Regions from separate parts of the Homo sapiens genome. Here region 1 is linked to region 2. Evidence: chromatin contacts called from ENCODE Hi-C or POLR2A ChIA-PET data. All regions are on one chromosome and are shown on one strand. Each heading gives the region's core, a stretch centred on a gene start or an enhancer-like site at or near the end of the contact. The rest is flanking DNA. Distances are from core to core; before and after follow the strand shown. Region 1 holds the start of GPBAR1 (G protein-coupled bile acid receptor 1). Region 2 overlaps DIRC3 (disrupted in renal carcinoma 3).

Region 1 (5,732 bases), core at 3,050-5,549, 640 kb after region 2:
TAGTGCAGCCTGGACAACATGGCAAGACCCTGCCTCTACAAAAAATAAAAATCGGCTGGATGTGGTGGTGCATGCCTGTGGTCCCAGCTACTCAAGAGGCTGAGGCAGGAGGATTGCTTGAGCCCTGAAGGTCAAGGCTGCAATGAGCTGTGTCGTGCCACTCCACTCCAGCCTGGGCAACAGAGTGAGACCCTGTCCCAGAAAAAAGAAAAATCCATACTGGTGTAAACCCGTATCCAGATTGACTCTTCTCTTAACAAGGACACACTTGGCGTTAGTATGGATCTAGCCTCAAAGACCCTCGTCACAGATGAAGCAGCCCATCGTGACCAGTCGAGGCCTTAGGACCGCAGGAGGAATGTCTCAGGATGAGGGTCAAGCACACTGAGGGTGTGGGCTGGAAAAAAGGGATCTAGTTGTTTCTTCCTAGTCTCAGGAAGCCAGTGCCCCAAGGGTTCACACCTGGTAAGTGTAGGCGTCCTTGGATATGGGCTGTAGAGGAACAGTTTGAATCCAGGTGCCGCCATCTAATAGCTATGTGACAGCAAATTTCTTAATCTGAGCCCTGGTAGCCTCATTTAAATTGGACATAATGCCACCTACCTGAGGATTTGTAAAAGGAAAAGAGAATAAATGTCTGTTACATCATAAGCATTATGATGCCTGTAATTATAATGTCAATGAATCTTAGTTCCCTTTATACACTCAAGGGGATCAGAAGTGACAGGCTGTTGCCCCAGCAAAGTCCCACAGAAGCCAACCCTTATTCGGTGCTTGGGGTTTCCCAGGCTTTCCCCAAGGTAGTTGGTATTTTGGTATTTTCCCCTGCTTAAATGGCCCTTACTGCCGAGGCCAGGCAGGTAAGAATCTCCATGTCTGGAAAAAGTGGAACCTGGGGCAAACTGCAAGCTAAGGATAAGGAGCTTGGCAGGAAAGACGCTAAGACTCTAACAGGAAGTGGAAGGGTGGACTTGGAGGGGGAATTGAAATCAAGAAAAGGAAATAGCCCTAGCTGCTGCCTCAGCCTCCTTGAGGGGAGCTGATACTTGGAGTTGGTTGCCGTTAGGTTACCCTCATTTGGAGTAGTACTGATGAGTGCTCGACCGAAACCTGGGTCTACTCTGGTGGCGATTTTGAGTTCAAGCAGTGCTGCCCCCTACTGGGGGTTGCTAAAAGCACTGCCATTTCAGTGGGCGGGGGGTGTTGGTTCTTTTTGGTTTTTGGTTGGTTGGTTGGTTGGTTGGTTGGTTGGTTGGTTTTGAGACAGAGTCTCACTCTTCGCCCAGGCTGGAGTGCAGTGGTGCGATCTTGGCTCACTGCAACCTCCGCTTCCCGGGTTCAAGCAATTCTCCTGCCTCAGCCTCCGGAGTACCTGGGACCACAGGCCTGCACCGCCACACCCAGCTAATTTTGTATTTTTAGTAGAGGCAGGGTTTTTCCATATTGGCCAGGCTGGTCTCGAACTCCTGACAGGTGATCCACCCACCTTGGCCTCCCAAAGTGCTGGGAAAACAGGCGTGAGCCACTGTGCCCAGCCCACCCTAACCTTTTTTTTTTTTTTTTTTAACAGATGAGCGAATTAAAAGGTTAGGCGATTTTTTTTTTTTATTATTGGAGACTTGCTCTGTTGTGCAGTGGCGCAATCTCGGCTCACTGCAACCTCCCCCTCCTGGATTCAAGCGATTCTCCTGCCTCAGCCTCCTGAGCAGCTAGGATTACAGGTGCTCACCACCACACCTGGCTAATTTTTGTATTTTTAGTAGAGATGGGGTTTCACCATGTTGGCCAGACTGCTCTCAAACTCCTGACTTCAGGTGATCTGTCCACCTCGGCCTCCCAAAGTGCTGGGATTACAAGGATGAACCACCGCGCCTGGCTCTGATTTTTTTTAATCATCTTTATTTTGAGGCAGGGTCTCACTCTGTCGCCCAGGCTGCAGTGCAGTGGCGCCATGAAGGCTCACGGCAGCCTCAACCTCCTGGACTCGAGCAATCTTCACACCTCAGCCTCCTGAGTAGCTGGAACCACACAACATGTACCACTGTGCCCAGCTAATCTTTATTTTTTGTAGAGACGGAGTCTCACCACGTTGCCCAGGCCTCAGCCTCTTAAAGTGCTAGGATTACAGGCATTGAGTGTGAAGTGTTGAACAGCGGCTCAGGGAGGCCAACCAGGGTCCAGCAAACCCCGTCCCTGCTGCCTCCATTGGTCCAGAGCTGGTACCCGCAGCCAGCATGACACTCACCCAGTCCCAGACATTGTGGGTCAACAGAGAGAAATTCAGATAGCTAAGAGAATGGAAGCGGACAAAGGAGGCACAGGAGGATTCCATGCCAGAGTCTGAATTGGTCACCCCCATTCAGGCTCTGCCTGAGGAAAGGAGAATGGGGTCCGGGCACAGTCAGCTGGATGGAGCGTCTGAAGACGGCTTGCACCAGAGCCCTCCGTGGCTGAAGGGAGAAGCTAGGGGGTGAGTCAGCCCCAGGGCTTGATGGAACAGACAGGAACTAGATGATCTAGGAAGGGAGAAATGAGGCTGAGCAGGAGACAGCCCAGGCTCCCTGGCTGCCACTACCTAATCTGTCCCCCTTCACACACATCCCACACACAGTGTTTAGACAGAGCAGCAGAGAAGAAACAGACATCCTGGATCCCACAGGGAGCAGGCTGGGGCTGGGAACAGGAGGTCTGTTTATTCCTGGAAGTCACATATCAGAAGGGTCCCACACCCACTTCTGTCCAGGCCCCAGGCTGAACTCTCCCAGAGCCTGTGACTTCTGCCCGACCAGATCCCGTGGTTCTGAGGACCGGCCCTGGAACCCTGCGTCCTTCCGACCCACCAGCTCCCTCGAGGATGGACTTGAGGCTGGATGCTTTCCTCTTCCCACTTTTTGTCCCAACAGAAGTCCCTGATCTCCAGGATCCCTGACTGGCTGTGCAGAGCTGGCACAGCCACACTCCACGGGCTTCCAGCCCTTCAGGCCCAGCTCTCCCGGAGAGCACCAGAGTCCCTTTGCTCCATTTACTTGCGCTCTTCAGCCAGCAAGTGTTTCCTAATGTCTCACCCCCAGTCCCAGCTTTCCTGCTGCAATTTCCGCCTGTTCCCTCCCATTTCAGGCCTTAAGGGAGTGTGGCTGGGCTTCTCTCCTCCCCCTCACTCCAAAGCCGCACTTGATACAAGGTGGAAATCAAAGCACCACTTCTGGCTTCCCAGCCTTGAACTTGCCCTTCCCTCTCAATGTATCTGGTTTCCTCAGCTTCCCTGTGCAGCAAGAGTGTCACTCCCCTCTTGCTTTTCCCAAGCTCCCCATGCGCCCCTCTCAGCAGATCTGTCTTAGAGGGGCCAGGTGCAGAGAAAGGCAGAAATCCTAATAATGTTCCCAGCGATCGCTGCCTGTCGCGGAGTGCTGAAGGGCCAAGTGTTGATCTGAGTCCTCATCACACGGGACTTCATTTAGTCTCACGATAGGTGAGTACAACTATGGGCCCCATTTGACAGATGAGGAAACTAAGGCAAGGGAACTTTAGTCATTTGCCCAAGTTCACTGGCTTTTTTAAAAAAGGATCCAGACAGCTCTGATTCCAGCGCCAGCTCATGCCTCTTCATCATGGGGGAGGAAAGAGAGGGAGCCATTTGTTGGGGCAAACCCCCACCCATCAAGGGCCATGCACTGGGGTATATGCCGCCATATGTGTTATCCTGTGATATTCCCCACCACGACCTTAATTAGAGGTGGTTTTTCTTGTTCCCATTTTAACACAGGCAAAAACCGAGGCCCAGTAGTACCTTACCCATGGTCACATCCCCAGAGCCATTTGTCCCTCATAGTTCAGAACTTGACTCAGAAAGCAGTTGAGAAAAGTGTGGAATGACCCCAGATTCAGGAAGGCAAGTCTGGCCTTAGAAACTGAAAGGCCCATCAGGTGATGGGATGGGGGAGTGAAGATCCTCAGGCCCCAAACACCTGCCACTGCCACCATCACACACGGAAGTGTGGAGGGAGCCTGGTGTGCTGTCAGCTGGCTGGCCAGTCCAGGGGCTTAAATGTAAATGCATCAGCTGAGGCGGGAAGTCGGGAGGGGTAAGTCAATCATTATTATTCATTAACTGGAATGCATTTCTCAGATTACTCCGAGCTGGAGTAGGGAAACTGCCACCTAGGTGGCAGGGGGAGAGGGGAACTGGGTGGGAGGGGGAGGCAGGCCTCCCAGTTGCTGCAGTTTGGAATATGTCAGGTCCCACCCTCCCAGAGGCGGGGCCAGGGCTGAGTCCTGCCAGCCTCATTTCTCTATCCCTCTGAGAACCCAGACGGGCAGAGCCTGGGTAGGAGAGCCTGGCCCCGCTGTCCCCACTGGGTGGAGACACCATGCACTTGGTCCACTTGTGCTCTTCAGCCAGGACACCAGACATGGTCCAAACCGCTGCAGGGCTGGCTGCAGCAACTCCCTGACACTCAGGAAGGCCCAGGCTGGGCAGGCAATACCTGCTCCCAACAGCCATGTGAGTAGCTACTCCCCCAAACCCCCAAACCCCAGATCCTGGAGAGGCTACTACACCCAGCCCAAGCCACCAGACCCTCGGGGGTGTGCAGGTGGTACAGCCTGCACCCTGCTGGGAAATCACCCCTGGGGGCTGCTCCCTGCCTTTGTCGCTGTTCTAGTGGAGGTGGGTTGGGGGGAATCATTCCGATTAGGGCTGGGAGCTCCAGCTCAGGCCAGGTTTGGGGTAATGGACCCTGAGTCTCACGGGACTTAAGAGAGTTGATGATGCCCTGGGAAAGGGAACAGAAACTGCAAGGCCTCTAGAGAGGAAAAGACATCCTGGGTGGAGGGCACTGGAAGAGATTGAGAAAGAGAAAACATGCTTAGGGGAGGGGAAAGGGGGCATAAGGCCTTGGAGGCCCAGGCTCAGGGTGCTGGGGGAACCTGGGAAGGAAGGGGAGCATCTTCCTTCCTCTCAGCTCAGGGCAGCCATGGGGCCCTGATCCCCTGTCCTGGAGGAGGGGAGAGGTATGAATCCTTTCCTTATTGACTTGGATCCTAGCAACAGCAGCTGCTCCCCTGTTGACAGAAGCAGGAGTTCCCACAGGACCCAGGACCCCTCCCCCTGTCCCCAGGATGTGGCAGCAGAGCCATGACACTGGAGGACTGAGACCAGGGAATGACGGGAAGGACAGGGACAGATGAGAGCCACAGAGAAGCCAGACTCTGCCCAGACTCCTCTTCCCTCTCCTCTGGGCTCAGCCTCAGGCCTGGGGGTGTGGGGGAGTCCCTCTCCTTGCTGCTGGCATCTCCACGTTCACTGCCACACGTGCCCTCCAGCTGCTTCTCTCCTCCCTCCAGCTCCCAGGAAGGACCCTGTTGCTAGTGTGGAGCAAAGACGAGTCAAGTTTATGGGCTGGAAGTCCTACCCGGAGGCTGCTCACTGAGCTGTGATGGCTACAAGGACAGATGGGGGGAAGGGTGCAGGGTGCCCGAGACCTGGCCCGCTGGAGCCTGTCACCTAATGGCTGGCTGGAAGACCACTACACACCAGCCAGCCCTGGTCCATTCTCTCATTTAGAGGCCTCCCCGGTGGAGGCAGGGATACACAAAATGCTTTGGGGCTGGATGGGCCCGCCTTTCAGTCTAAACAAGAGACCTCAACACAGCTGCCCAGAAAAGGCAGATACCAGAAATGGATAAAGCTGGCTGGGTGGGGACTGTCCGAAGGGCAGCCAGCAGTGAGCTCC
Region 2 (5,537 bases), core at 2,572-5,071:
TTGTCTATTCTTTTATTTAGTCACTCAATCAATAAACATTGATTAAATGCCTACTATGGATTATTAAATGCCAAAAATCATATATATGGTGAACATGAACAGGAAAAATGGGATAGAATAGTTTTAATTGGAACATTCCTGAAAAACAATGTAAGACATATAATTGTTATATATAATCCTCTTCTATATTCTTGGCTTCTTCTACCTCTATGCCTAGCCTAGCCTAGCCTAGAGCTCATTTTCACCAGTCCTTGACAAATTATAAAAAGTTTGGTGAAGCATGTACAGGTAAGGACTTAAGAGAGAATTTTACTAAGGGGGTATCTGTATCTCAGTAGAATGCCCTGAAATTAAACAGTTCAGCTAACCTTCAGTGAAAATCCAGTCGATAAAGGACATTACACCAGGCATCAGAAAATCAAAGACAAATAAAACATCTTTCCAAGGATAAAATAAATTACGCAACACAAAAATACAAAGCTGAATGATCAAAGTCTCAGAAACCTACAGAGGGATGTGGGGGATTTAGAGGAGGGAAAGTTGGGAAATCCAGGAAGGTCTTATGGAGCAAGCAGCATGGAGATACATCTTGCAGTTTTTTCTGCAGGCAAAGATGAGAACAGGCAAGGCATTTTAAGTGGAGGAAAGGACATGAACAAAGATGGAGAAATGCATGGTGAGTCTCTGCTTTCAGCTGGAACCAGAGTTCAGAGTACACCAGGTAAGATGTCAACAATAACAACATTGAGCTCTTAATATATGACAGGTGGTCTTTGTTTAATCCTCATGACTCAGTTAAGTAAGTAAGGTGATGCTTCCACTCCCATTTGACGGGTGGAAAAAACTGAACTTCGCATTTCGGCTGAGAACATGCTTGCTTCCTGGACCCTTGCCCCCAGCCCAGTCTACTAAATCTCTCTTTGGCATGGAGAAGTTAAATAATTTGCCCAAGCTCACATCCCTATTAAGTAGTGAAGCTAGGATTTGAATTCAGACCATCTAAACCACCATGTCATAATTGCAGGGCCAAAAAGTGAGGGGCTCTACATGTCAGACTGGAGAACCTGAGTTTAATTTTACATACCTTGGGTTGTGACATGATCAAAGATCTGCCAAGATTAATAGTAGTGACTAGAATGACTTGGAGAAGAGAGAGACCCGAGGCAAGCCTTCAGTTAGCAGGGTGGGAGGATGGGGCTACTTACTGCCCAATGCCTGTCTCTCTGACACAATTCTACTGAAGCTTGGGACCTTGGCACATCTTAGAGATGAAATGGACTTAAATGGCCCAGTCAAAATGCCTTTTTATTCAATTCCCTGTACTTATTCACTGATATGGATGTGAATAATTGTCTGTACATCTATAACTCCCTGTCCCCTCTTAACTGGGAATATAATGCCCTGCTTTTCTAAGGCCTCAAGACATCTTAGTGTCAAAAGCTCTTATAGCCAGCATGACTATTGATTAGACCTGTGTTTCTCAAACTATGTTCCAGGGAATATTTGGTCTTATGAGATGCCACCCCCATCCCCCACTCCTCAAAAAAGGATTCTATGCTGGTCAAATAGATTTAGGAAATCCTCTATACTATACTGTCTACCCCCTGGGAGAATTACCATGCACACCTATATCTTAAAAGTTCTGATAACTCCTATAGTAAAGAAACATGCTTAACTTTGTTTAACCCAGTGTTTTCCAAGTGTGGTTAACCAGAAAACACTGCATTCATGTAGCACATATTAAAAACCCAAGACATAGGGGTCTGCAGAAAGCTCTTGGGAAATACTGCCTTAGGAAATTATTTCTTTCATTTTCTTCCTTCATTGTCAATATAATTCTTAGGAGGAATAATAATAGCTGCTATTCATTTAACTCTAGGGTTCGTCCAAGTGCTTTTACCAATATCATCTCATCTTTTAATGTTTGAAGCTTCAGCCCGACCTATCTTTCAAATTCCTTCTTTTTCTTTCCTTGAAGCAGAATCCCAAGGGATTACAATTATGTGGGTATATCTCAGAAAGTTAACAGCCATGTCTATCTCTTTTTCAGATCAGAAGGGTACAATTTTCTACTACTTAAAAAAGAGAGAGAGAGATCCTTTGCTCCTAACAGATTTTATCAGTTTCTAGGAATTACTTAAAATGCACTTATAATAGTAAATGTCAAAGATTAACACTTCTCAACTCCCTTAAGAGGTCCCCCCCCCAGTCATTTTTTCTGATACAAACTACTTTCTGTTAAGTATTACCTTACAAGGAATACAATTAATTGAAAGTAAAACATTTTAAAAGAAAATGAGGATTTTTTAATAAAGCATTTTAATTGCCAAATGATTTTCTCTCTAAAAATATTTGCATTCAAAAACACAGCAAAATCAGAGGGCAATGCTTAACTCAAAGGAATGACTGTAATAGATTTCAGGCTGTAAGAGGAATATTTGGGAAGGTGAGGGATGTTGTTTTTATCCCTCAAATCACCTCACACAGGCAATTGCCGCCTTTGTCTATCTATCTGGTTTATTGTGTTCATTGCTACCTCTTCAATCTCCTTCTGAATTCCTGGAATGGATAGACATTAAAATTCAAAGTGGTGTGAATCCTGGCTTCATCACTGACTCATTGAATAGTGTTTCTGAAACTACCTTTCTCAATTTCTTCATTGTTAAATATAAAATAGCACTACCTAATAACACTGTGTTGTTGCAAGGATAAAATTGGAACAGATGCAAAGCATCTAGTACCCTGCCCAACACACAGCAGGTAGTCCGTAAGTGTGGGTTATAGACCTGCATTTTTCTTGGCAACTTGTAGGCAAGAGAGGTAACCAGTAGCCCAATGGTATGTCTCTGTGATTTGTACTTAGCATGAATACGTGGGTGAAGGCTTGTCTTCTCTCCCCATGGAAACCCAAGAGGAGACTTCAGAAGACTGTTAGCTCCCCACCCACCCCCACCTTTCTGGCACTGAATCCCATTCATTCCACAATGGCAGCTGTCCTGGGCCCCATCTAAGGTGCCTGACCCTTGGAAAGGGAGGCCCAGAGAGCAGTCATTACTTCTTTGCAGCTGTGGTCACAAAACCACGTAAGAAAGTGGGACACAGAGAGAGATTTAGTAGACTGGGCTGGGGGCAAGTGGCCAGGAAGCAAACATGTACTCAGCCAAAATGCCAAGTTCAGTAGCTTGAATAAAAACCATCCTAACCTCCAAGGCCCCAAGGTCACCATCTGGAAATGGAAAATCACCGTCAATAAATTACTATGGACCACAGTACTGTGGGATTTCAAAAGAAACTGGACTGCATGAGTTCAAGCTTGGGTTCTCCCTTTAGCTGCCCCTGTGTTCTACTCTTTGAAAGGATAAAAGGCTCTTGGTCCCAAATGGCGACTGTAAATGCAGTGGAAGCTGGGGTGAGTTGCTATGATGAGGGTGGGGTTGCCCTTAATGCCCAGTTCGATAGCTTGACACTAAGTAGAGGGCCAAAGCCCACCATTGCTATTTTCTTCCCCCTTGGCTTCCCAGTGGGCAAAGTTGGCAGATCAGGGAGCACCTGTATCCACTGTGGATCCCTGCTATCCCTCCAACCTCCACCCTGCATTCCCCAAGCCCAGAAAAGAGACGCCCTCCTCCCCTCTCTGCAGTCCCCTAGGAATCTTTCACAGGTGGTCTGAAGTATCACCTGCAACCAGAGTGCTGATGAACTTCTGTCTGCCCTGCTGGGCTTTGTACGGTCCCTGAGTCTGGTCACCCCAGGCCCAAGCAGAAAGCTAAAAAACCTGGTGTTGCAGACATGAAGACAATGGGCCTGCTGGGCTGAAAGCATTCCAGTCTCCCACGTTCAGTAGGAAGGGGTGTTTGGCAGGGAGGAAAGGTCATTAATGCAGACAGTTTATGTTTTCCCAAGCCAGCATTCCTCACAAACAGCTGTGTTTATACAGAACTAGAGGAGAGGGAGAGAGAGACAAGAGAAAGGACAGTGTCCTAGGGATGACATCATTCTGTCCTGTCTGCTTCGACTCCCACCACTGGTGGTGGGGGCTGGGGGAAACGGCAGCAGGCTGGTGAACGTGCTTGGTGTAAGTACATGCAGAGTGTTTATATGTGAGTGTGTTTATTAGATATATATTTTTCCTACTCTCCACTCTGCTCCTTCCCCACTGGCTCCCAGAGCATCCTAATACATTTTGCAGAACACTATTTTTCCTGTAACAGCAACCTCAGAGGAAGGCGAGATTCAGGGGCTCATGTTCACTCCTCCTAATCTCTTTAACAAACCCCCCTCACAGAAGAAAAGCCTGACAGGAGGCAGAGTCATTAAAGTGAATTAAAATGCATCCAAGGAGAGATTAGCCCCAAAAACCATTCCCATATCAGACAAAGGCCCCTTTCATGCAGACTCCAGCCGCCTGGAGTCCTGTAAGCAGAGATTAGGGAACAAATTCTCAGAACCTAGAAGCACTGGCTCTTCAGGAAACGGGCCAACACTTAACCTCCCCTGGATAGAATCTCAAGAACTCAGCTTCTGCTTAAACTACACTTCGGCTTCTTAAGGCCCTCACTGTAAGGGAAAGGGGCTCCACTGAGGCACATGGATTCTCCCCAGCCCCTCTTTGTTGAGCTAAGTCTATCCCTAACACAGTCCAGATAACCAAGGCCCTCACCTGTTCTGAAACTCAACCAGAGGACATAATGTGATCATTCCCCAGCCTTCTGCATCAGGGTATCAGGTAGGAGGTCCTTCCATGAATGGTCCAAGCATAGTCCCTTCTGCACCGCATCTGCAAATATCCTCCTGAGCACCTATTTTGGTTCAAGCTGAGACTTCTGTGATGTGCATGTGAAGAGATGACTGGATATGATTTCTGCTTTCAAGGTAACCAGTAGAGGCTGAGATCTGATGGAAAAAAATGCCTCCTCCACCCAGCCTCTGAATCAGCCAGTTTCCCATGACCAACCTGGGAATTCCTCATTGTTTTGGATCTCCCCACTTCCTTGTTTCATGCTCCTTTTCCCTCACTTCTCCTTGAGATCACTTTCCTACATAAGATATTCACATATATGAAGGTTAATATTATGTGTCAACTTGGCTGGGTCATGGTACCCAGACATGTGGTCAAACATTATCCTGGATGTTTCTGTGAAGGCATTTCTTAAATAAGATTCACAGTAAAGCCAGCGGATTTGGGCAAAACAGATTGCCCTCCATAATGTGGGTGGGCCTCATCTAATTGGTTGAAGGACTAAATATAATAAAAGACTGCCCTTCCTCAAGCAAAAGCGAATTTGACAGCAGATGGCAGTCAGACTTAAGCTGCAACATCAACTCTGCTTGGGCCTTCAGCCTGCTGACCCATCCTACAGATTCTGGACTTGCCAGTCTCTATAATTGTATGCACCAATTCCTTACAATAGATTTTGTATATATTTATACACACACACACACACACACACACACACACACACACATCTTTTTGGTTCTGTTCTTTGGAGAACTGTGACTAAGACAATACATAAGTCTTTGTCCCAGGCTCCACTTTC

Evidence for each region. A loop is a pair of places that touch in the nucleus more often than their neighbours do. ChIA-PET counts read pairs that join two places held with the same protein, here RNA polymerase II (POLR2A).
Region 1: a loop to region 2 is called in a map of tibial artery, with 6 times the contacts of the local background. The contact joins the promoter of GPBAR1 here to the enhancer-like site in region 2. A Hi-C loop is called at or near these places in 1 of 168 maps with a recorded cell type or tissue (tibial artery). POLR2A ChIA-PET finds 5 or more read pairs at or near these places in 1 of 52 experiments (activated CD4-positive, alpha-beta T cell).

What each region holds. Positions count from the first base shown.
Region 1 is chr2:218,256,716-218,262,447 of GRCh38, forward strand. GPBAR1 (G protein-coupled bile acid receptor 1) reads left to right here and starts at 4,300. Exons shown (of 2, transcript NM_170699.3): 1 at 4,300-4,501. RefSeq lists an enhancer at 4,747-5,552.
Region 2 is chr2:217,618,491-217,624,027 of GRCh38, forward strand. All of the region lies in intron 2 of DIRC3 (disrupted in renal carcinoma 3), which reads right to left. Among named protein-coding and RNA genes, the nearest start is that of DIRC3, 170 kb to the right of the region's middle. Within about 2 kb of position 3,822, at least 9 of the 41 ENCODE cell types and tissues checked have a DNase peak (open chromatin) inside an H3K27ac peak, as active enhancers do.